Linked DNA regions of Homo sapiens: region 1 is linked to region 2. The links are chromatin loops, found by intact Hi-C in ENCODE. Cell type or tissue: Caco-2. All regions are shown on one strand. Each heading gives the region's core, and the rest is flanking DNA. Links, peaks and the distances in the headings are about the cores only. Region 1 has its middle 44 kb from the start of PPCDC. Region 2 overlaps LOC124903530 (a long non-coding RNA gene).

Evidence for each region. Hi-C counts contacts between places; a loop is a spot of excess contacts. Peaks named below come from ENCODE experiments on the same cell type or tissue, not always from the same donor. Only the 100,000 strongest peaks of a DNase experiment are listed, where the experiment ranks them.
Region 1: it touches region 2 in a loop (4-fold over the local background); 3 of 110 quality-filtered maps call a loop at or near these places.

The regions. Positions count from the first base shown.
Region 1 is chr15:75,061,053-75,073,511 of GRCh38, reverse strand. No RefSeq gene overlaps it. Among named protein-coding and RNA genes, the nearest start is that of PPCDC, 44 kb to the right of the region's middle. RefSeq lists enhancers at 3,414-3,513, 3,594-3,683, 3,694-3,953, 4,014-4,123, 11,776-11,825. In Caco-2, for the core only: no CTCF peak of the experiment used is centred there; DNase peaks (open chromatin) are centred at 7,271 and 7,701; H3K4me3 peaks cover 150 bases.
Region 2 is chr15:75,132,909-75,145,367 of GRCh38, reverse strand. It overlaps LOC124903530 (a long non-coding RNA gene), which reads right to left. Exons shown (of 2, transcript XR_007064721.1): 2 at 4,055-6,476. Among named protein-coding and RNA genes, the nearest start is that of C15orf39, 63 kb to the left of the region's middle. RefSeq lists a silencer at 2,554-2,754 and enhancers at 4,826-5,120, 4,660-5,351. In Caco-2, for the core only: no CTCF peak of the experiment used is centred there; DNase peaks (open chromatin) are centred at 4,977, 6,517 and 6,967.

The sequences.
Region 1 (12,459 bases), core at 2,573-10,572, 73 kb after region 2:
TCTGGATACTAACCACTACCCCTCTGCCACATGCACACAGCTTCTTGTTTTTGTTGTTTGCTTATTTATTTAGTGGCCTGGCTGGACTATTTTAGGGAAGTTTATTTCCCGGCTGTGTGCAGTTTCTGACGTCATGCCTAAGAAGCCACAGCCTTGTGCGTGTGTACTGTCACCCTGGAATGACAATGGCTTTAAGATGGCTTTCTTTGTGTCTGTTCTTGAGCTTTCTGTTAACCTGTATATTAGTATCACACAACTGTTAGCCTCTACTAACTGCTGACTGGTTCCTCTATTGTTTTATAATCACTTGGGCATAAATTTCTCCACAGTCTGATCAAATTAAATTCAAGCCCCTTTGCTCTGTTGCGCAGGCTGGAGTGTAGTGGCACGAATATGGCTTACTCCAGCCTCGACCTCCTGGGCTCAAGCAATCCTCCTGCCTCAGCCTCCCGTGTAGCTGGGACCACAGGTATGTGCCACCGTCTCTGGCCAATTTTTTTTTTTTGAGATGGGGTCTCACTTTGTTGTCCAGGTTGGTCTTAAACTGCTGGACTCAAGTGATCCTCCCACCTTGGCCTCCCAAATTGCTGGGATTACAGGTATGAGCCACTGCATCTGGCCAATAAATGTTTATCTGCCATATGGCCTTAAGAAAAATTCCAGAGAATGTGAATGGTTGTTTTTAAAATTATTTTTCATCAGTTATGGTTGTTTTGTCTGCAGAGCTCCTCCTGACAGCATTCCAAATGTCCTCTTCCTAAAATCTTCTCTTTAATCCTAGTGTTCTAAGATTTCACAATGATGAGCCTTGGTGAGAGATTTTGCTTTGTTTTATATACATTCATTTTGCTAGGCACTCACTAGACTCTCAATTAAGCACTTCTGTCGTTTCCGAAAACGTTTATTGTGTTTTTAACTCTTTATCACCTATTATCTCTGTCCTCTTTTTCAGGAAGTTGAATCAGTCAGATGTTGAATCTCAGATTGATCTAATTTTCTTATTTTTTGTATCCTGTTGTTCATCTCTGAGTCTTTCTGTGTAACTTTCTGAAAGATTTCCTTGATTTTATCTTTCTACCACTCTCTCACATTTTAAATTCTTGTTCTCTGATTGCTCCCCCTTCTATGGCATCCAGTTCCTGTTTTGTGGATGCAATATATCTTCCAATCTCTCTGAGATGATCAATTGCAGTTTCTTCAACATTTTCTTCTGCTCTTTGCATCATCTTTGTTTCCTCTGAGTTCCATTTGTTCTGCTGTTTTGGCCTCTCTCTTACATGTTGGAAGCTTCCCTCAAATCTTTAGAGAAGCTGAGCATGACGGTTCGTGCTTATAATCACAGCTACTCAGGAGGCTAAGGTGGGAGGATCACTTGAGGCCAGGAGTTCAAGACAAGCCTGGGCAACATAGCCAGACCCCATCTCAAAAAAAGTCTCTGGAGAGGGGCTCCTTGGTGTGGGACAGGACATCTCACCAAGAAAGCATGCTTATGGCCCCTAGAGAGTACATTCCATGGAGGAGAAGGAGCCAGCCTTGGAGTTGGATACACCTGGCTCAAAATCCAGCTCCATATCTGCCTGCTTTTTTATTCTGATTGGATAACTCCCCTGAGCATCAATTTCCTTCTCAGTAAAATGAAGATAGTAAGACATCCTGTGGATCACACAAGAGCAAGCAAGCGCTTGTCAAAGAATAGACACTCCAGAAATGTTAACTTTTCAGGCTTCCCCTTTCAGAAGTTGAACTAAGGTACTTCAGTTCATCTAAGGTACTTACCACCTGCATTGACCATTGATGTTCATTTCTCTTCCTTCTCTTTCCCTCCCTCTTTGACCTCATATGCTCAAGGCCATGCCTCTACCAATCATGGAGGGACAGACCATCTCTGATAATAAGACTTTGCCACCATGCTGCCTTAAGCAAGTGGTTAAGAAGACATATGTTGGTGTCTGGGATCCAAGGCCTGCATCGATCACCGAAATAGCAGATGTGATGTAAAAACAAAGATTTACCTAGCAGCCCCAAGCCTGGTGTGAGACCCGTATTTACTACAGTCAAAGAGGAGACAGGAACAATATGGTCTCCAGGACTCAAGAGTCCACCCAAGGGAAACCCTCCCAGTGACAACTGGGATCTGGACCCCAGAAAAGGGCTCTTTCTCTCCCCCTCAAAGATTTGGAGGGTTGTGCCTTAGAGCAGAGGAAGCATCTTCTAGTCTTCTGGCAGCCTGGAGACCTAGCTCTCCAAGACAGCTGTTGGACTTTATGCACCATACACCCATGCTGCCCTGCTTTCCCACCCACCTCCAGCCACCTGCCATCCCCATCTTGCTGCTCAAGTCTAGGCTGAGACTCTGTTCCTTTGGTGGTATCATCTCCCTAGCTGGGCCCTGCACCAAGGAGAGGGAAGGGACAGGTTCCAGGGAAAGGGGGAAGCCAGCCAAGGAGGTCTTACCCTCCAGGTGAGAAGCTATGCATTCTGACCTCTCCCAGAGCGTTCTGCACCAGGCGCCTGACTTCAAAGGCTCCCCTAAGCACAGCCTGGCCCTATTCCTTCAGATCTCTGAGCCTGCCATGGTGGGCACTCAAGACAGGTGTCTCTGGGTCTGGGATGGGAGTTTGGGCAGAGCTATGCTGCAGCCTGTGTCCACTGGGCAGGGCGTCCATACAAGGAGTTCCACACTCCTGAGCCCTCTGCTGAGAATGTCTGCCTCCAGCCCTGTGCATATCATCCCTGGGGTGGCAGGTCACCTGAGCAGAACCAGCACACTGGGTGCTCAGGGATCCTGTGCGCTCTGGTGACCTCATCCTCCATCTCTGTCACCTCTCCCACATTTCTGAGGGACAACTGGGCACAGATTCTGGAACACTGTGAATGAACTCTAAACCCCTCCATCTAATGGGCCTCAGGGGCACTTCCTACGAGCACTGCACCATGCTAGGTTGGCAGGGTGAAACAAAAACAGCAAACAGGAGGGGTCCCGGCCCTCTAGCTAGTTGGAATGTAAGGCAATTATCTGCCAAGTATCCCACAGTAAAGCTGTGGGAGCCTAGAGGACAGAGCTTTTTGGGAGAATGGGCCTGAAAAAGTTCTCGAGCTTGATCTGGGTGGTGGTTCACAGGTGTGTGCACCTCTAAAAATCCATCATGCAGGCCAGCCAGGTGTGGTGGCTCTCACCTGTAACTCCAGCACTTTGGGAGGCTGAGGTGGGCAGATCTCTTGAGCCCAGAAGTTCGAGACCAGCCCAGGTAACATGACAAAACCCCATCTCTACAAAAATTAACTGGGCATGGCGGCACAATCTTGTATCCTAGCTACTCAGGAGGCTGAGATGGGACGATCACCTGAGCCCAGGAGGTCAAGGCTGGGTTGCAGCGAGCAGTGATTGCACCACTACACTCCAGCCTGGGTGACAGAGACAGACCCTGTCTCAAAAAGAAAAAAAAATCCATCACGCTGTACACTTAAGATGTGTGCACTTTACCATATGTGTTATACTTCAATTTTTTTAAAAAACTGTAACTGGCCCTGGTCTCAGAACTCAGCAGAGAGTAGACAGGCCAAGCGGGGAGTGGAAGGTAGGTGGCAGGACCTCCAGGGAAGCCAGCTCTGGAGGCCCGGTGATGGCAGTGGGAAAGAGCCATGGGAATGAGTTGGAGCCATTACCAAGAAAGAAGGTGAGGGCCTGGGGACTAACATAACATCAGAGACAGAGGCAGCCAAGAGTGAGAGGTCTGGGGTATGAGAGCCAGGGCAGCCTTCTGTTTGGGGAACACCCAGAGACGACTGGGAAGTCCCAGTCTGCACACAGTTGAAGGGGAAGTGGAAGAGGGATGTGTTGACTTCTCAAGTTTCGAATAGGTGAGGACGGTATGGCTGACAGTTGGAGGGTTCAGAGCACCAGAACACACTCAGGACTCTGAAAGGCAGGCCCCGGGAGATAACTTCAGAGGGTGACTAGCAGCAGCCAGCCCATGGGCCTGAGACCACCACTATTCCCAATCCCTGGTTTCCCCCAAAGCAGTCTGAGCAGAAAAAAGACCTGAGTCCGCCCCAGACTAGCCTGGGTCAGCCCCACCATTTGTGAGGTCCAAAATCCTGTGTTTGGGGGACATGTGTGGTGAGTCTCCAGCACGAAGGTGGAAGGGAGGGAGCACACAGTAGATGCTCGAGCAATGGCAAGGACTGATTCTAGGCCACCCATGAAGCTAAGCAGGGGCCCTCTTCACACCTCTAGTCCTCCAGTGTCTCCTCAAACTTCCCCAGAGCAGGAGGCTCACTCCCTCAGTCACTCCCTCCATTTCCATAAGCTCTAGGTGCCAGGACATTTTCCTTCTCTGGGGCTGAACTTTGCCTCCAGGTCATTTCTCAGAGTTCTAGGATAGACTCTTGTCCCCTGAGGCTGCTCTTCCCTGCTCATCCAGCCTGGCTTTTGCAAAGCCTTCAGCATGCTGGCTCTTCTCCTGCAGATGTTGGGCAGCAGGGGCCCCAAAAGGACCACAATCCTTCAGATGCAGTCTGAGCCAGAAGGAGGAAAAATCACCTCCTTTGACCTGCATGCTATACCACTATTAATGCAGCCCAAGCTATTAGCTAAGGAGGCTACATGCAGTGTGTGGTTATCATTTACCTGATGGGAAAAAGAGGGAGTTCTTGTTTCCCAAGTACCACCTTGGCTTCCCAGAGCCTCTCCATGATCCCCACCCAGTCCCTGCCTCACTGGGCCCCTACTCAATCTGCCCTCCTTCACCCACTGCACTCTGCCCCACTCACAAAACTTTTATGTGCCCCAGCCAGCTCTTCCCCTTCCCACATTTGCACATGTAATAGCCTGGGTCTGAAATGCCCTGGTTCATCTTCCCCTGGCGAACTCCTGGTCACTCATCTTGCTTCCACTTACCTCCTCCAGGAAGTCTTTCCTGAAAACCCCTGCCCTTGCCTAAATTAGGCTCCAAGGTTATCCCCTCTCAGTACCCCGTACTTTTCCTCCATGGTGCTTATCAGGGTGTCTACTCTTCCTTACCTGTGGGCAGCTATCTCAGAAAGGACCCTGAGGGCAGGGAGCATGTGGATTCTTTTCCCCACTGTGTCCGCAGCACTGGGCACAGTGCCTAGCACAGAGCACATATACATACAGTAAAGATGGACTGAGTGGACCTGTAAATGAGGCATCCTTGTTGATCTGGTTATGCAAAGCCCTCGACTGCTACACCACTCCATCCTCCCCAGGCTGAGCGAGAGGATGCAGTGTCAAGAGAGTGTGCTTTGGGGCCGGGCACAGCAGCTCACACCTGTAATCCCAGCACTTTGGGAGGCTGAGGCGGGCGGATCATGAGTTCAGGAGATCTAGCCCATCCTGGCTAACACGGTGAAACCCCATCTCTACTAAAAAATACAAAAAATTAGCCGGGCATGGTGGCAGACGCCTGTAGTCCCAGCTACTCAGGAGGCTGAGGCAGGAGAATGGCATGAACCTGAGGGGCAGAGCTTGCAGTGAGCCGAGATCAGCCACTGCACTCCAGCCTGGGCGACAAAGGGAGACTCTGTCTCAAAAAAAAAGAAAAAAATTCTGGCAGTTATTTGGCAGGGAGCTCTTGGACAGATGTAGTTTATTCTTTAGGGGTCTCCAGCTTGGAGTTACCCACCCCATGTTTACTGTCCAGCCCTGAAATTGGGTAGTCCACCATATATTATCCCAGCTGGGGTAGGGTGATGCCCTACTGTAACCTGTATTTGGTTTAGGGCAAAGATATTTATCTGCCTGTGAGATCTGTCTCTGATTTTTTAAATTTCCACAAGGTAAAACCTGGCAGGCATTAAATCTTATAGTCTGGGGTGCTACTGTCTTGGTCACATTAATCACCAACCTGACTGGGTAGAGAAGAGTCTGCTGCCAGTTTCCATTTTGACCTTCTGCTCTTTGTATATTAGCCCATCCCAGCCATGTTAATTTCCAGAAATGGGGCCAGCTCATGTTTTCTTTTTAGATTTTTCTTAGAGTTCACTTTAAGGGTTCCTTAAAGTTAAGAGTTAAAGTTAGACTCGGGCACTTTCCACTGATCTTTTTCCCTCCCTTCCGGGATCTCTTTTACCAGTCCCTTGACTCGAATATAGTGAGTCCACCTCCATTCAGCTGTTTGCAGGGCCATCTCAGTGGTCAGGAGCACTTGATAGGGACCTTCCCAGCTTGGGTGGAGCTTGTCTTATTTCCAAGTCTTAATCAGCATGAAGTCACCAGGCTGGAAGTGGTGAACCACAAACTTAAGAGGTGGAGTTTGAGTTAGAAGTCTTTTTAACCTAAGGGATGACAGGGTGGAGGATATGGCCAGTATATAATTTCTTAAGAATTGATCCTTGGTTTCCATAGTAGGGAGATCTGTAGCTCTGCCTAAATACAGGAGCCCATATAATAACTTGTAAGGGAACAATCCCAAGTCTTTTATTGGAGCTGTCCTAATCCTGCAGAGTGCTATTGGGAGACATTTGGTCCAAGCATTTTAGTTTCTAAGATTAGTTTGGTGAAATGCTTTTTGAGAGTTTGATTCATTCTTTCTACCTTTCTAGAGGAAGGGGGATGCCAAGGGGTGTGATAATCCCATCTAATTTGTAAACCTTCCATAATTCCCCTTAACACCTTTGAGGTAAAGTGGCTCTCATTGTCTGAATCAATATTTTTCACCAGGCCAAAGCTAGGTGCAATCTGTTCTAATATAATTTTGACCATATACCTGGTGGTGGCTGTTGGGAGGCAAAAGGCTTCCACCCAGCTGGAAAGGTGATCTACGATCACCAGTAAATACTTTCGTCTTTCTACTTTGAGCATTTTTGTAAAATATACTTGAATGCTTTGAAATGGTCTTAGTCCAGGAGGTCTTCCTCCTGTGGCCTGTTTTCTAATTACCTTTTGGTTTATCCTTTGACAAGTTACACAATTTCCACATACTTGTTTAGTGAGGGTATAAGTCCCTATACACCCATAATTCCTAATGTTATAGGAGGCAGAAAGAAATTTAGGTAGACAAGGTAAAGTGAGTCCCTGGCAGAAAACTTTCCTTCTATTAAAAAGCAGCTCAGAAATAGCTCCCTTTCTAACCTCATGCAGTTCAAAGAAATTACTTCTCTTCTAACAAATGGCGCCTGAAAGCTCAGCCTGTAAATCACAGATAAAGAGCTCAAGCACAGAAGGAGGGGGGTTGGGGGGGATCGAGATTCGGGGGAAGTCTCCTGGGTAATCACCAAACTTCACTCTCATACAATGGGCCCCAGTAAAAACAGTGGGCCTTAATAAGCACATTCCTTTCCCTTTAGGCACACTAAGATAGGGAAGCTAAAAGTGGACTGGGGTGTGGGGGTGGGTGCCTGAAGCTGCAAGATACCTGGAACAGACACAGATACTCTCCCTCCCAGATAAGTGACACAATTAGGTAAAGGCTGATAGAAACTCTGCTCTAAACAGATAGCACATCTGGTCACAACCAAATCATTGGGCCCTAGGAGGATAAGACATCCCCTCCTCACTAGCCCCCTCCTCACTAGCCCATTTATGAAAACTCTGACATTTTTATTGCAACTTGGCAACCGGCTCAGGACCCCCCCTTCAATGCAGAGCTGGTCCCTCCCACGGCCACGAAATTCCTACTCCAAACCCACTCCACCTGTGCAACCCCAATCTCCCCAGCTGCAAGACCAAGAATCCTGGCATCCACCCCAGCCAACAAGGCTGCCTCACTAAGTATTGCATTACACAGAGCCTGGGGTCCCCAGTGACTCCCTTTGTGTACTATAGACATTAGTTCTTTTATCAGGGGTTTACTCACACTAGCTCTCTCACACTGTCTACCTTTATTTCAGCTGTCTGCTCCTGCTCTGCGACACCTGCCACCCCCCAACCTGCAGCTGCACTTCCTGGCCCACAAGGCCAGCTCTTAGTTACAAAGTTAACTTTTAAAAGGCTTTGCCTTACTGGGTTCTCTGAACTTAATCTGGAGTTTTTTTTTTTCCATCTGATCTCTGGCCTCTGCAGGAATGCAGAGGGAGTTTTCTTTTTCTTGTTGAATCTCGAATGCCTTTGAGACATTTTGTGTCCTAGGAGTGGGCTCCTTGACCCCTTTAACTATCAGTTCTCTGAGGTCCTGCATTTGGGCCTAGTCCCTGGGATCATTATTATCCCATTTGGGATTGACATTTGGAAGTTTTTTGTTCGACTGTCAAGACTTCTTGCCTGGGAGGGTGTTGCCTCTTCCAGATAGTCATGGCCACTCTCCTAATCATTCCCTTTTCTTCTCCTATGAACAGGATATTTAAGATAGACATCATTTCAGCCCAGGTGTAAAAGCTGGGTCCTATGAATTTGTCCAGTTGGTCTGCTAAACCGAGGGGATCTTCTAGGAGTGGTTTCATTTCCTTCTTGAAATTCCTAACATTAGTACTTGTAAGAGGAGCATTTACAAAGCCAATCTCTCCCTGTCCCACGAGAACTTCCCTAAAAGGGAACATGCTAGATGCCTGCTGTGTGAAAGGGATAGGGAAGTTTTCAATATCCCTCTTACACTGTTCTAATTCTTTTTTCAAATTTGGATAAGGATTTAAAGGAGCAGTTGGTTCAGCTTCCCCATGGTCTCCAGGTCTTTCTTCCTCTAACCCTCCTGCTGCCCCTTGATCTTCCTGTCCCCTATTTTGTGAGACATATGGAGGGGGCATGTATGACAGGGGGTCCCAGGGCTTTTCCCTGGGTGAGGGCTTTTTACTAGGCTCTTTTTCTTCTTCTTTGAAGGGAAACATGGGGGCTAATTCCTTGATCCAGCAGAGAGCATAACATCTCTTCTTGTGAGGGTGGGGTTTTATCATTCACATAGAGAATTAAAACTTGGCACACCCAATCCTCATCTGAGCCAAACTTGGGCCAAAACCCTGAAGGCTTACAAATGGGGTCTTTGGGCCAGATAAAACAGCAATGCTTTATTATCTTTTGCTTTTCCTTGTCCCTGGTTCGAGGGTTGTCCCTCCAAACCTGCCACATTCTCCCCAAAGGACTATCTGGGGGAATGTCAGAGGAGTCTCTTTGGCTCCCTCTTTCCTTTGTCCCCTAGGCCTAGAATTCCTGTTTCCCATTTTCAGTCAGTCTCTGTGTCTGAGTTTCCCTGTGTACTCAACCCCCCTTTACTGGAGGTTTCTTGCACACCCCGAGAATCGCTTCATCTGTGTCCAGCCATTTCCCTCTCGGGAGAACAGAACCACGGATTAGGACTCCGCACTCACTTTGTATCTAAGATACGTCTCAGTCACACACACACTCAACCGCCGAAAATGCCCAACCACCAAGGCAGTACTTACAGTCCAATTTTCCACCTTGGCTCACACACAAGGTTGCCTGGTTGCCACGATGCCCGCTTTTCTCCCTGTGTCATCTCAACTGTCTCCTGAATAAGTCTTGGGTTTGTCTATGGCTTCTGTGGGGAGCCGGGATGCCCGACAGAGCAGGCCACCTAAATTGAGTAGGACATGTCTCCCCTCTTGGCCAGAGTCCCACTCCATGCAGGCACAGAGATCCCAGACAGGCCCCCAGGTTGTGAGAAACATGCTCACCTGTCCAAACCCAAAGAATGGACTTAGAGGCATGAAGAACAGTTAAAGTGAGACTTCTAATAGTGGTCTTGCAAGATCAGGTGTCTTGCAGGCAGGCACGCCTGGGACAGTCACAGCAGGTAATTTATCCCTTAGCACAGAAGTCCCTCCCCCAGTTCCTCATTGGTTGAGTACTATGGGGTTACAATCTTCCCGGATATTGCCTACGTTTTCTTATCCCCCTTATAAGATTATACCCCATCCCCTTCCCCACTTAAGTTTAGATTTCCCAATAATGAAACTTTTTTCCCTTTTATGAGCTGACCCCTCTTCTACATTCTGTTTGTTTATTGTGACCTTCTAGATGCATGAGCCCTGTGGTTTGTTACATTTTCAGGCTGGCTGCCAGTACTTAGATTTATCATGCCTTGAAAACTGACCACTTGAAATGTTTTCTCACAGGCCAAGCATGGTGGCTCATGCCTGTAATCCCAGCACTTTGGAAGGCCAAGTTGGATCGTCTGAACTCAGGAGTTCGAGACCAGACAGGGCAACATGGCAAAACCCTGTCTCTACCAAAAATTCAAAAAAATTAGCTGGGCATGGTGGGACGCACCTGTGGTCCCAGCTACGGGGGAGGCTCGGGTGGGAGGATCACTTGAGCCTGGGAGGCGGAGGTTGCAGTGAGCCAAAATCACACCACTGCACTCCAGCCTGGGTGACAGAGTGATACCCCATCTCAAAAAAAGAAAAAAAATGAATGAATGAAAGGAGGTTGTAGATGTGTGGGGACAGTGGGATATGGGATATGGAAACTCCCTGTACTTTCCACTCAGTTTTGCTGTGAACTTAAAACTACTTCAAATAACCTTACTAATTAAAAAAATTAATAAATGAATGAAGACATATGATCAGTCCTTGCTTATGCAACTTTGGCTTGCAGAGGCCTCAGGCCATTGTGCTTGTGTGAAGTACCGCAGGCAGACTTGTCCCCGAGAGCCAGCACTGGCCCAGGCCCAGGTGCGAGCAGGTGCTGTGATCCACCTGACTGGATGACTGGTGGCCTATTTCCTACCCATCTGCCTGTGATGTCATAAGTCAAGGTGATTCCAAAGGCCATCTGAGCTTTGGCCTGTGCCCTCCATTTTCTATGCTGTGGCCACTGGTCCACTCTGGAGGGTCAGGCTGGCTTGTGAATGGAGCAAGAACTAACCCCTGAGGCTTACAAATTCTGCATGCATGCATATGCTTGCACACCTTCTGCTGCTAATCTGGAGTATTCCTGCATCCCAGACCACCACGATTCTCTGAGTTCCAGAGAGACTGAGCCAGGGCCATGGCAGAATCTATAGACCAGAGGGGACAGTCCTGGCTCCAGGATACCTGCCATTCGATGTATCAGTGTTCCTGTTCTCCAATCATAAAAATGGGGCAACTCAGGGCATGACTTCTTTCCTAGAAAATTCCCAGGCAAGCCTCTGCCTTGGTCACGCCTTCCTGGAAGCCCAGGACGATCCTTGTGGAAGCCTGGGGGGCCTCTACCCCGCCCTAAACCCCCACTACACACTCACCTTCTCTTGCAAGCCAGCCCTGGGAGAGGCCATATGGAGACTTCAGGGATTGTCTGGTGACTGGCCTGTCACCCTCCAAGACCCAAGCTTTGTTCCCTCCAGCTGGCCTCCTCCTCTGGTCTTCCTCCAATGGCCCTGGGCCTTGGAGGCAACATGACTCACAGAAAGAGCAAGGGCTTGGAGCCTGCCAGAGCTTCCTCACTTACTAGCTGTGGGACCTTGAGAAAGTTAAGTAACCGGTCAGGCGCAGTGGCTCACGCCTGTAATCCCAGCACTTTGGGAGGCCAATGCAGGTGGATCACCGGAGGTCAGGAGTTCGAGACCAGCCTGGCCAACATGGTGAAACCCCGTCTCTACTAAAACTATAAAAAATTAGCTGGGCATGGTGATGCGCACCTGTAGTCCCAGCTACTCAGGAGGCTGAGGCAGGAGAATCACTTGAACCCGTGAGGTGGAGGCTGCAGTAAGCCAAGACTGCACCCCCAGCCTGGGCAACAGAGCAAGACTCCGTCTCAAAAAAAAAGAAAGTTAAATAACTTATTTGAACCTCAGCGTCCTCATTTGTCAAATTCTTGCTCTCAGGAGAAATGGCCAGGGGACAACAATATCCACCTTAGGGTTGCTGTGAGAATTAAATTGTAAATGGTGGCCATTGCTTCACAGAGCATGGCTTCCTTCTGGTGCTCTGTGAGTAGTGACCATACATGCTGGTTTGCCCAGAACAGTCCAGTTGATGCCTATTTTCCTGGCATGTTAATTGCCCTTTTTCACTCTCAGAAGTGCCCAGTTTAGACAAAATACAGTCAGCCTGTGTTTCTTTCTATTCCTAGCTCAGGTCCAGCCTGTGTTAGCAGCACCACTATTTCTACTTTCCCCTGTAAGAGGCCATGCTTGGTTTGTGGTTAGGTTGCTGACACACCAGGGGTTTGGTCTAGGTCCTGCTGTTGGTCACACAAAAAGCCAATGACTGAGACACAGGATTGCCAAGGAAGAAGGCTTTAATTGAGTGCTGTGGCCAAGGAGATGGGAGCTCAGTCTCAAATCCATCTCCCTGGCTAAAATTAGGGGTTTGTACAGCAGGGAAGAAACTTAACAATGTAAGGGAAAACAGGAACTCCTGAGGGGTAAGGAAGCAATCATGATAATGAGGGGCCTGGGTCTCATTGTCTGGATGCTATGCTCTGTGAGTTTCAGTTCTTTCCTACTTTTTGAGAGGCCTGGTATCTCACTGTCTGAATCTGGTGAGTTTCAAGCTTTAAGACCAGATGTGTCCATTTCTGTTTATCAGGAAAAACTGTGTATGAGATTCTTTGATACTTTTTGA
Region 2 (12,459 bases), core at 1,746-9,745:
CCCCACCCTCCCAAGGAGCAGCTGCAGCCACTCAGCTGCAGCTGTGGACCCAGGCCTCTCTGCACTTTTGGAGCCCTAGGAAGGCCACCCCCTTCCCCCTGCAGGCTCTGAGGTGTCTTATCTCACTGCCTGATCTCTGTCAACTCCTGGCAACTGCTCCGATCTCAGAGCAAGGTTGGGGCCAAGCCTGGGCACTGTCGCAACCCAGCCATGTGTGTGTACACTCAGGGCAGTGTTAACACGCCAGCCCCCTGCCACCTTAGCCCCCTCCTGACTTTGGGCACCAGCAAGCACCAGAGGGAGGCCAAGGGGGTGCTGAGGGCAGCTTGGCACTGGCCTCCAGGTGCCCTTTGGTATGAACAGCCTGGACATCATGAACAGAGGCAGGAGACAGGCTCCTGGGCAGAAAGGAAAAGTTCCCCAGTGAAGCCTCACCTTGAAGCTGGCGAGGGCCTGTAGCTGGGGACTACACTGCTGGTCCCACAAACCAGAGTGGGAACTTGTGATGCTTTTTCTGGGGCTGCACATGGTTTCCCATGGACCAACTGACATGCGCTTCCTCCCCTCTGAGGCCCATAAAAGCCCTGGACTCAGCCAGACTTGAGAAGATGATGGGACAACCAGCTGCAGAGAGGAGCTACCCTCTCTGCTGAGAGCTGAAGAGACAACATGATGACCAGCTGCAGAGAGGAGCTACCGTCTCTCCTGAGAGCTGAACACTCATTGGGACACCCTGGCTACAGAAAGGAGCTACCTATTTCAGGTCTCCTCTAAGCTGTTCTGTCACTCAATAAAGCTTCTCTTCATCTTGCTCACCCTTCGCTTGTCTGCATACCTCATTCTTCCTGGATGCAGGACAAGAACTTGGGACCTGCCAAATGACAGGGCTAAAAGAGCTACAACACAAACAGGGCTGAAACATGCCCCTTGCTCACCATGTTGTACATGACAAGAAGGAGAGAAGAGAGAAGGAGAGAAGAGCTACAGCCCTTCAGGGAGCCTAGACCTAGGAGCTCCCCAAACCAGGGCCGTGACACCCTTTAGGGCTCTGTGGTTCCTGGCATCTCCAAGCTTCTGGGCACCATAACATTCCCCAGCATCAACTGTGGTAGCTACTTATGGTATGCCTGGTCCAGCTGCAGCCTTGCAGGAAGCCATTGCCCATGCCAGCACCTGGAGCTGCTCACCCTGCTGCAGCCAGAGTGCCTGGCTGTGCACAGTGGTTGGAGCCCATGCTCGCTCACATACCCCTCACTACACTACGCCTGGCTCACCCCTGGCAGGTGTGGGATCCAGGCCGGTAGCGTGAGCCAAGAGCAGCCTGCCAGTGTGAGTGGGCAGAATGAGCCCAGCAGGCCAGAGAAAAACTCGGGCAAAGGTGCCACTGGCCACAGAGGTTTCCAGCTGGCAAAGTGACACCCCAAGGATCCTGTAACATTTTGGGGGCTCATCCAGGATCTGTGGAAGGGTGAATAAAAGTGGATCTTTTCTTTCTTACTTTTTTCTTTTTTTTTTTGAGATGGAGTCTCACTCTGTCACCCAAGCTGGAGTGCAGTGGTGTGATCTTGGCTCACTGCAGCCTCCATCTTCCAGGTTCAAGTGATTGTCCTGCCTCAGCCTCCCAAGTAGCTGGAATTACAGGCATGTGCCATAACACCTAGAATAATTTTTGTATTTTTAGTAGAGGTGGGGTTTCACCATGTTGGCCAGGCTGGTCTCGAACTTCAGACCTCAAGTGATTTGCCTGCCTTGACCTCCCAAAGTGCTGGGATTACAGGCATGAGCTGCTGTGCCTGGCTGGATCTGCTCATTCTGTCCTTTTTTCAGACTCCACAGTAGCCAAAATGAAAGAAAAAATACCAGGCCTCTGTCAGCCAATTAAAAGCAACTAGCACAGCTGCCAGACTTAAGAAATGGAGGACAGGCTTGCTGGGGAGGACAATGTCAATCCCCCATCACCTTCGGGTGTTGGGAATGTTGGCTTTGTTCCAATCTAGTTTCCCTTCATGGAGGTCTAGCCATCGCATGGGACCAGAAGGAGGTCCTGGGGCAACTGAGGGTATCTCACCAAGGCCACATCTTGGTGTTATCCAAAGGCTCCTTGACTAACTCCAGGCCCCAACTGCCCATAAGGGTGTCGGCCCTAGGACCTCCAGTCTTTCCTATTGTTCTTTTCTTTCTTTCTTTCATGGCTCTCATGGTTCCTATCTCTTCTTTATATACAGTGTTAAATGTTAAGGATGTTGTTGCAAACCACAGATATTACTGGGTAGAATGAGCATTTGGCTTAATCATCAAAAGTATAAACTGGAAGGTTAAGAGTAGCACAGATGAGGTAAAGTGTGCCTTGGTATCTGCAAGTAAATTCATGGCAAAAATGTCCCTGTCATTTCCTTGGTTGCCAATGTAGTGCCAAGCACCATGAGACACAGAAAAGACATCTCATATTCCTTTGCACAAAGCTGTGGCCAAATTATGTTCTGCAGGGCGGAGAAGCTTGACCTCAGGAAGGAGGCACAGCGCAGGTGAGCATGACTAATTCCTGCCAACTAGGCCCTCCTGCTTCATGGATGGAAGTCATGCTCACATCCATGGCATAGAGAAGGTATAGGGAACCCAAAGGTTACCAACAGCAGGAGGATAGGGTGGCACATAGGTAAGTGCGAATATCCCTACCCATTAGGCCTCCCTGCTACATGGGTGAAGGTCACACTTGCACCCATGGGTGGCACCTGCAAAGTTTCTGCAACTTGGGGATATAAGATCAGAAGAAAGAAAGGGATGCCTTTTTTTATCTTCCTTATGTACCCTGGGTATTCACTGGAAAGAGAAAGGAACAAAGGGACATGTTTTTCCCCTTTCCAGATGGGTAACCAATCATTTTCCGCCTGCACTCCTCACGAGTGCATCCTAAATCACTGGAATTCCTTTGAGCCTCAGACTCTGGAGAAAGAAAAAAAGAGCTGTTTCCTTTTTTCCTCCTTTGTCTTCTTTTCACTGACGGGTAATTGCATCACTATGCCCCAGGATACTCCCCTCAGATGCATCCCCCAAACTGGGAAGAGTTTAATTTCCCCCAAACCTTAAACTACTTGGCAATCTCCTGAGGAGGGCCAACTTTTCTAAGCCTGTTTCCCTTCACAGGACTTCAGGGTCAAAGGGCTTCTTCCTATTCACTGGGAGTTAAAACATCCTCTTTCTTTTTAAGCAATATAAGTTGCTTTTTTTTTTTTTTTTTTTTTTGAGACGGAGTCTCGCTCTGTCGCCCAGGCCGGACTGCGGACTGCAGTGGCGCAATCTCGGCTCACTGCAAGCTCCGCTTCCCGGGTTCACGCCATTCTCCTGCCTCAGCCTCCCCAGTAGCTGGGACTACAGGCGCCCGCCACCGCGCCCGGCTAATTTTTTGTATTTTTAGTAGAGACGGGGTTTCACCTTGTTAGCCAGGATGGTCTCGATCTCCTGACCTTATGATCCACCCGCCTCAGCCTCCCAAAGTGCTGGGATTACAGGCGTGAGCCACCGTGCCCGGCCATAAGTTGCTTTTTGTATTGTAGTTGGCAAACAAACATATAAAGGTAAAGTGACAAGTCTATGTTGGTTTCCCCAAGTTTATTTTATTTATTTATTTTTCAAGACAGAGTTTCGCTCTTGTTGCCCAGGCTGGAGTGCAATGGCGTGACCTCAGCTCACTGCAACCTCCACCTCTCGGGTTCAAGTGATTCTCCTGCCTCAGCCTCTGGAGTGGCTGGGATTACAAGCACTGCCACCATGCCCAGATAATTTTTTTGCATTTTTAGTAGCGACGGGGTTTCACCATGTTGGCCAGGCTGGTCTCAAACTCCTGCCCTCAGGTAATCCACCTGCCTCGGCCTCCCAAGATGCTGGGATTACAGGCATGAGCCACCACTCTCAGCCCCTCAATTTTAAAGAAAGTGGCTGCTCTGTGAACATGTAACTGCCCAATGGGTTCACCTTGCCCACTGCCTAGATAGAGCCGATTTATCAAGACAGGGGAACTGCAATGGAGAAAGAGTAATTCACACAGAGCCAGCTGTGGGTGAAACCAGAGTTTTATTATTATTCAGATCAGTCTTCCCAAGCATATGGGGATCAGAGTCTTAAAAGATAATTTGGTGGGTAAGAGCTTGGGAGGCGGGGAGTGCTGATTGGTTAGGTTGGAGATGGATTGAATAGGGGATTTAAGTGATGTTTTCTTGCTGTCTTCTGTTCCTGGGTAGGATGGCAGAACTGGTTGAGCCAGATTACCAGTCTGGGTGGTATCAGTTGATCCATCCAGTGCAGGGTCTGCAAAATATCTCAAGCGCTGATCTAGGTTTTACAATAGTGATATTATCCACAGGAGCAATTTGGGGAGGTTCAGACTCTTGGAGCCAGAGGCTGCATGACCCCTAAACCACAGCTTCTCATCTTGTAGCTAATTTGTTAGTTGTGCAAAGGCGGGTCCTAGGCAAGAAGGGGGTCTTTTCAGGAAAGGTCTATTATCAATTTTGTTTCCGAGTCAAACCATAAACTGAATTCCTTCCCAAAGTTAGTTCTGTCTATGTCCAGGAATGAACCAGGACAACTTAAAGGTTAGAAGCAAGATGGAGTCAGTTAGGTCTGATCTCTTTCACTGTCATAATTTCCTTAGTTATAATTTTTGTAAAGGGTGTTTCAAACCCCCCTCCTTTCCCCTGATCTTGGCCCTATGAGGCCCACTCTCTTGATGTTATATGCCCCTGGAGAAGCCACAAGTGACACCTAGCCAGCCTTGATGAGAGCTGGCAAGTTCCAGGCACTGGGGGTGGGCGCCCAGGAGACAACAGCTGGAAGGGAAGGCTCTGGTAGAGTTGTGGCCCCTTCCACCTCCGGCTCTCTGTCCCTGCAGGGGAAGACACAGCTCAGGCTGACAGCAGCTCAGAGGGCAGCTTTGAAACCCAGCAGGGAGATAACAGAAGACAAAGAAACCAAAGTCTCCCTGATAACTCGCCAGGAAGCCAACACAAAACAAAACATAGATAACAAGCGGACTGCCTCTCTCAAGGCCAAACTGTTTTAAAAGAGAGTCCTGCTGTGGACGTTGGGCTTAAAGACTGTGCAGCTGATAAAGTGATCCCTTTGATGGGGAGCTAAAGAGATAGATGAGGCTCCACCAGCATGGTTTGGGGACCTCCAAAGAAACTGTGCTCCTAGCTGGACAGCAGCTAGGCAGCTGGATACCTCCAGCCCTCTGAGTTTTGGCTTCATTCCCTAGGGTCAAGGCGAGGTCTTCCTATTTCAGTTTTCCCAGTTAGCCTAAAGTTGTTTTAGTTTTGAAGTTTATTTTATTATTATTATTATTATTATTATTATTTGGAGAGAGTCTCGCTCTGTTACCCAGGCTGAAGTGCAGTGATGTGATCTCAGCTCACTGCAACCTCTGCCTCCCAGATTCAAGCAATTCTCCTGAATCAGCCTCCCAAGAAGCTAGGACTACAGGCATGCACCACCACACCTGGCTAATATTTTTCTATTTTTAGTAGAGATGGGGTTTTGCTGTGTTGTCCAGGCTGGTCTTGAACTACTGAGCTCAGGCAATCCGCCTGCCTCGGCCTCCCAAAGTGCTAGGATTACAGGCGTGAGCCACTGTGCACAGATATATTTTTTGTGTGTGTGTGGTGGGGGGCTGTGGGTGGTGATGTTGATTTTAAACAAAGCCAAGGAGATGATGTTTCTACAAAATGCTCCATCAAGTGTCTTTGAACCAAGGAGGGCCTTTGAGGCCATATGGTATAATGGAGAGCTCCTGGCCTTGGCTTCAGACATATGTCCCAGGACCCTGGGCAAGCGACTGGCTTTTCTATGAGCCTTGGTGCTCTCACTGGGGCAATGAAGACGATAAGCCCAATGGAACAGGACTGGGTGAGGATCAAGCGATGACGGATAGTGCTGGGTGCAGTAGCTTATGTCTGTAGTCCCAGCTACTTGGGAGGCTGAGGTGGGAGGATCACCTGAGGTCAGGAGTTTGGGTCTGCCGTGAGCTGTGATTGCGCCTGTGAATAGTCACTGCACTCCAGCATGGGCAACAGAAGGAGATCCTCTTTCTCAAGCAAACAAACAAGAGATGAAAGATATGAAGTGCTCAGCTAGTACTGCCCTTAGCTGTGGCATGGGGCCCTTGTCTAAGCCATATGCTTTAGAGAACCTCACTGTGGTCCTCTTCTGCTCCTCGGCCCATTGGGACTAAGGCTTGAACCCATGTGGAGCCCACGACCTTCTTCTAGACCCCAAGCCCACTTTCCAGAGCTCAGCTGGCCTCCAACCCACGTTGCTTCCCAGGACATGAACAGGCAGCAGGATATGAACTTCTAGGCCCAAAGGATGGCCAATGGGGGCTGTTTGTGCAAAGGGACATGGGGAGGGTATAGAAGTTTGTACAGGCATTCTGCAGCTCCCACACACGCGAACCCGAGGCTGCTCCTGGTGCAGGATGGAGCCTGTGATCAAATACATTCCAGTTACAGTTATGTAACAAAACACCCCAAGGCTTAGTGGCATGAAACAGCAACAATCATTATATTATTATGCCTCAGGGACTGAGGCACGCCAGGGATGCCTTGCCTAAGCCTCCTTCCCTGTGTCCCCCTTCCAGGAGGGGAAACCGGGGGTGGGAGAGAGGGCAGATTGGAGCCATGTGGCCAGATGGTTCTGCAGGAGGCATTTTCGGTTTCCGTGGGGATGCTAGGAACGCCAGTCCGGAAGGAGGGAAAGGTGCCTTCAGCATAACAAGACCCTCCACAGGGAAGGGGGCAAGGTCATGAGAATGGAGGAAAGCGAGGGCCTCAAGCTAAAGGACACACCCCCCTCTGGGACCTTTGGAAGAAAGAAGTCCTCCCAGAGGGAAGGAGAGTTTGCCCTCAGGTCCTTAAAAGGAGAAAAGGCAAAGCAGTCTGGCTGGTAGAGAAGCCACTGGCTGGGAGGAAGAACGCATCATTGTCTCCAACCTCAGGCCAGACGCATCCCACCAGGGGAATCCCAGACACCCAGGAGGCCTCCCAGGGGCTGGACTGGGCTTTAGTTTCTGAAGGGATTGATAGCCAGTCCTGGCAGGGGGAGTTGCAGAGACAGCAACTCAGGAAGGTTAGAGAGAGGGCTGGGCATCAGCGGGGAGTGGGGAGAAGAAGTGGGTCAAGGAAGGAGGGCGTCTCCGCATAGGCACCCCAGAAGGTCCTGGCTGTGAGAGAGAGCCCCCTTCTCCGAGAGGAGTTAGTTCTCCAAAGGCATAGCCTAATCCGCCATATCCATCCAAGCGCGCAGTTTGCTTCTGTTCTCAGGCTCTGGGCAGCTTTGGGACGGAAAGGGTTCCTTTCAGTGGGCTGTGCTGCCTGGAGGCAGCCAGGACCAGGTCTGGGCAGGTCTGGTAGGTGGCAAGGTAAGTGAAGAGGGGCCACTTTGCTCAGCGAGCTGAATAGCAAAGGCCTACACGGGATTGCCAGATTTACCAAACAACAATACAGGACTCCATTACATTTGAATTTCAGATAAACATTGAATTTTTTTTTAGGATGAGGAGGTTCTATGCAGTATTTGGGATATACTTATACTAAAAGAGTATTTGTTATCTTAAATCTAATTTTAACTAAGCTTTCTATATTTTATCTGGCAGCCCTAGGCCTGCCCCACTAGGGTCCCCAGTTGCCCCTCACAAGGACCATCCCCAGACACCCTTGCCCTAAAGCATAGAGACCCAGGACCTTGGCAACAGAAGGAAGTGGCCTTTTTTGGTGCATTCTAGAATTCCTGGCAGGCCTCCCCTCTCCCCAGCACCTGCCTCCATTCCTTCCGCACACATTTTTAGGTCTGGCACCAGAGATCCTATGGCAGAGTAAGCCCTGGGAGGATGCTAGGTGAGTTGCAGTGCATCCCACCTTACTTGTGTATCTGCAGCCCTTCACTAATCATGGCTGCAATGGCCTTTTCTTGGAGGAGTCAGAGAGATTGACTGTGGTACTTGGGCTTAAAGAATGCTTGGGAGAAAATGGAGATGGACGCAGGGACAGAAACGCATGCAAATACGTTCTGGGAATCCCAGTAACTTCTGTGGCTTGACCTGTGTTTGGATAAAGAGCGAGGACATGCCAGTGGCAAAGAGGCAAAGGCCAGTCACTTAAGGCTTTGGATCTTAGGCCAAGGCATCTGTACTTTACACTCAGCAGTAGAGAGCCATGGAAGAGGTGCTTTAAAATTGTTTATTTGGGTGTGGTGGCTCACACCTGTAATCTGAACACTTTGGGAGGCCAGGTGGGAGGATTACTTGAGCCCAGGAATTTCTGATCAGCCTGGGCAACATGGTGAAACCCCAACTCTACAAAAAATACAAAAATTAGCTGGGCATGGTGGCATGCACCAGTAGCCCCAGCTACTCAGGAGGCTGAGGCAGGAGGATCAATGGAGCCCGGGAGGTCAAGGCTGCAGTGAGTTATGATTATGCCAGTGCACACCAGTCTGGGTAACAGAGCAAGATCCTGTCTGAAAAAATTATTTATTTGTTGGTTAAAGTAAGTAAACAAGTAATACAATACGGAACAGCAGTGTTGTCAAAGTATGGCCTATGGACCCTGGAGGTCCCCAAGATACTTAGAGATCTGCAAGGTCAAAACTATGTTTATAGTAATACTCAGACATTCTATGCCCTTTTCATTCAAATGATGTGTTATCATTTGACTGACTGCTTGAGAGCAATGGCGAGTGAACGTGTCATTGCTTCAACACAAGTTAAGGCAGTAGTGCCTGAGAGGATCAAAATATGCCACTCCAAAATAAGCCACTTTGGCAGAAGAACTATTTTGAGTGGAATGCAACTGGGAATCAACAGTTGCAGGATGAGTTCTCTGCTTTCCTCTTAGCTGCAAAAAACAGGGCATAAATTTCCCTTTGTGAATACCAAGATGATTTTGCATAAACAGACCTTACTAAAATAACCTCTATCGTCCATTCGTTCCCCCATATATTTCCTAGCCACTTCCCCACAATTTGTCACCCTTGATGCCCAAACCCTCTTTCCTTTGTTAAAATGTTGTGTAAGTCCCCATGTCTAATGACTTCTTTGAGTTTCAGTTCTTTTCTGTGAACTCTCATGCAGGTAAATATTCATAAAAGTTGTGTGCCTTTTCTCCTGTTATTCTGTCCTTTGTCAGTTTAATTCACAGACCTCTAATCAATGAACCTGAGTGCAGACAAAACGTTTTTCCTCCCTGACACTGCAGCCTTGACATCCTGGGCTCAAGCGATCCTCCCACTTCAGCCTCCAATTAGCTGGAACTACAGGCACGTACCACCACATCGGCTATTTTTTTATTTTTTGTAGAGACGGTGTCTCAGTATGTTGCCCAGGCTAGCATTGTATTCTTCATTGCCATGTATTTGCAATTTAAAAACATTTCATTTATGAATGACCTTGATGGAACAGTAAAAAATACTTTTATTAACTCTCAATCTGTGAGCAGTATATATCTTTCTATGCTTGATATTTTGTGTGATGAAAGGAGGAGTATGTAGAAAGCACTTCTGCTGCTTACCAAAGGATGATGGGCTTCTCTAAGGAAAAGCGCTTGTGTGATTGTCTGAGTTGTCAGCCAAACTAGCTGCTTTTTTCATAGAACACCATTTTTACTTGAAAGACTGACAAACTATGGTTATTCCGACTGGTATTTAGCAGACATTTCTTAACAATAAATAAAGTGAAACTGTCACTCCATAAAAGCAACTGACAGCATTTGTTGCCAATGATAAAATTTGAGCTTTCAAGCAAAAGTTAGAATTTTGGAAAATGTGTATCCACCATTGTGAGCTTAACAAGCTTCTAAGTACTTAAACACTTTTTTTTTCCTTTCTTTTCTTTTTTTTTTTTTTGTGTGAGATGGAGTCTTGCTCTGTCACCCAGGCTGGAGTGCAATGACATAATCTCAGCTCACTGTAACCTCTGCCTCCTGGGTTCAAGCAATTCTCCTGCCTCAGCCTCCTGAGTAACTGGAATTACAGGCACACGCCACCACACCTGGCTAATTTTTGTATTTTTAGTAAAGATGGGGTTTCACCATGTTGGCCAGGCTGGTCTTGAACTCCTGACCTCAGGTGATGTACCCACCTCGGCCTCCCAAAGTGCTGGGATTACAGGCATGAGTCACCGTGCCCAGCCTTACTTAAACAATTTTCTTATGAGATTAGTAGTGATATTAACACACATGATTTTTCAATATTGTCTAACAAAATGTGTCAAAAATTGGATGATCTGCATAACTCTATCAGTACTTTCCAAATGACAAATGCATAATGTTACAGAACTACACTCACATAAAAGATTCACTTAAGGTACAAGACAGGGCTGAGTATAGTGGCTCATGCCTGTAATCCCAACACTTTGGCAGGTAGAGGTGGGAGGATCACTAGAGGCGAAGAGCTGGAGACCGGCCTGGGCAACATAGCAAGACCCCATCTTTATTTTAAAAAATAAAAAATTAGCCAGGTGTGGTGGCACACACCTATAGTTCCAGCTACTAAGGAGGCTGAGACAGGAGGATTGCTTGAGCTCAGGAGTCTGAGGTTGCAATGAGCTATGATCAAGCCACTGTACCCTAGCCTGGGTGACAGAGTGAAACCCTGTCTTAAAAAAAAAAGTGGGGGGACAAGAGAGAGCAATGGCTTTTGTTTTGTTTTGTTGTTTGAGACAGAGTCTTGCTCTGTCACCCAGGCTGACGTTCAGTGGCAAAATCTCGGTTCACTGCAACCTCTGCCTCCCGGGTTCAAGCAATTCTTGTGCCTCAGCTTCCCAAGTAGCTAGAATTAGAGATGTGCATCACCAAACCCAGCTAATTTTTGTATTTTTAGTAGAGGCGGGGTTTTGTCATGTTGGCCTGTCTAGTCTCAAACTCCTGGCCTCATGTAATACGTCTGGCCTCAGCCTCCCAAGGTGCTGGGATTACAGGCATGAGCCACGGCGCCCAGCCGGAACAATGAGTTTTAATGTAACAGTATGAATATGTCATTGCTATGGTTTCAGATTCTACATTGCTTTGAGAAACTGCTGCTTGTCCAGTCGATGTGCTATCAAAGAATACCCACAAAAGGCTATTTAAAGTCTCTTTTTTCTAACTACATATCTTACTGACATGAATTTTCTTCACATACTCCAACCAAAACAATGTATTCTGATAGATCGAATGCAGAAACAGATATGAGAATGAAGATTTTTCAATTAAGTCAGATATTAAAGAGATTTGCAAAAATGCAAAACAAAGTCATTTTTCTCACTAAATGTTTTTGTTTTGGAAAGGATAGTTACTTTTTACAAAACTGTCATTTATATTAACATATAATTGCTTTATTGTTGTTATTTCCTTTCTTTTTTTTTTTTTTGTTTTTGAGACAGGGTCTTACTCTGTTGCCCAGGCCGGGGTGCAGTGGCACAATCTCGGCTCACTGCAACCTCCGCATCCTGGGCTTAAGTGATTTTCCAGTCTCAGCCTCCTGTGTAGCTGGGACTACTGGCACACACCACCACCACACCTGACTAATTTTTTTGTGTGTATATATATATATAATTTTTTTTTTGAGATGGAGTCTTGCTCTGTTGCCCAGGCTGGAGTGCAGTGGCACCATCTCGGCTCACTGCAAGCTCCGCCTCCCGGGTTCACACCATTCTCCTGCCTCAGCCTCCCAAGTAGCTGGGACTACAAGCGTGTGCCACCACACCCAGCTAATTTTGTGTATTTTTAGTAGAGACGGGGTTTCACCGTGTTAGCCAGGATGGTCTCGATCTCATGACCTCATGATCCACCAGCCTTGGCCTCCCAAAGTGCTGGGTTTACAGGCATGAGCCACCACGCCCAGCCTAATTTTTGTATATTTTGTAGAGATGGCATTTCACTATGTTGGCCAGGCTGGTCTCGAACTTCCGAGTTCAAGTGATCAGCCTGCCTTGGCCTCCCAAATTGTTGGGATTACAGGCACGAGCCACCTCGCCTGGCCTATTGTTATTTCTAAATGAATTAATATGTAAATATTTTTTAAATTTCTTAGCTTTAATTTCTGATAACCCTCATTAATGAAAATGTTTTTGGGGACACTGAGTAATTTTTAGAGTGTAGAGGGGTCCTGAACTTTGAGGGGTTCTTCAAACGCAGAACTTTGAGAACCACTACAAAACAGAGTGAATTAACTTTCCATCCCACTACACAATCTCAGCCTGCTGAGACAACTACTGTGGTCAGTGTACTATGTACCCTTTCCTATATTGTATGCCTTTATACCCAAAAGGTATCCACAATTTATTTATTTTTATTTATTTATTTGTTTGAGACAGGGTTTCGCACTTGTTGCCCAGGCTGGAGTGCAATGGCATGATCTCGGCTCACTGCAACCTCTGCCTCCCGGGTTCAAGTGATTCTCCTGCCTCAGCCTCCCAAGTAGCTGGGATTACAG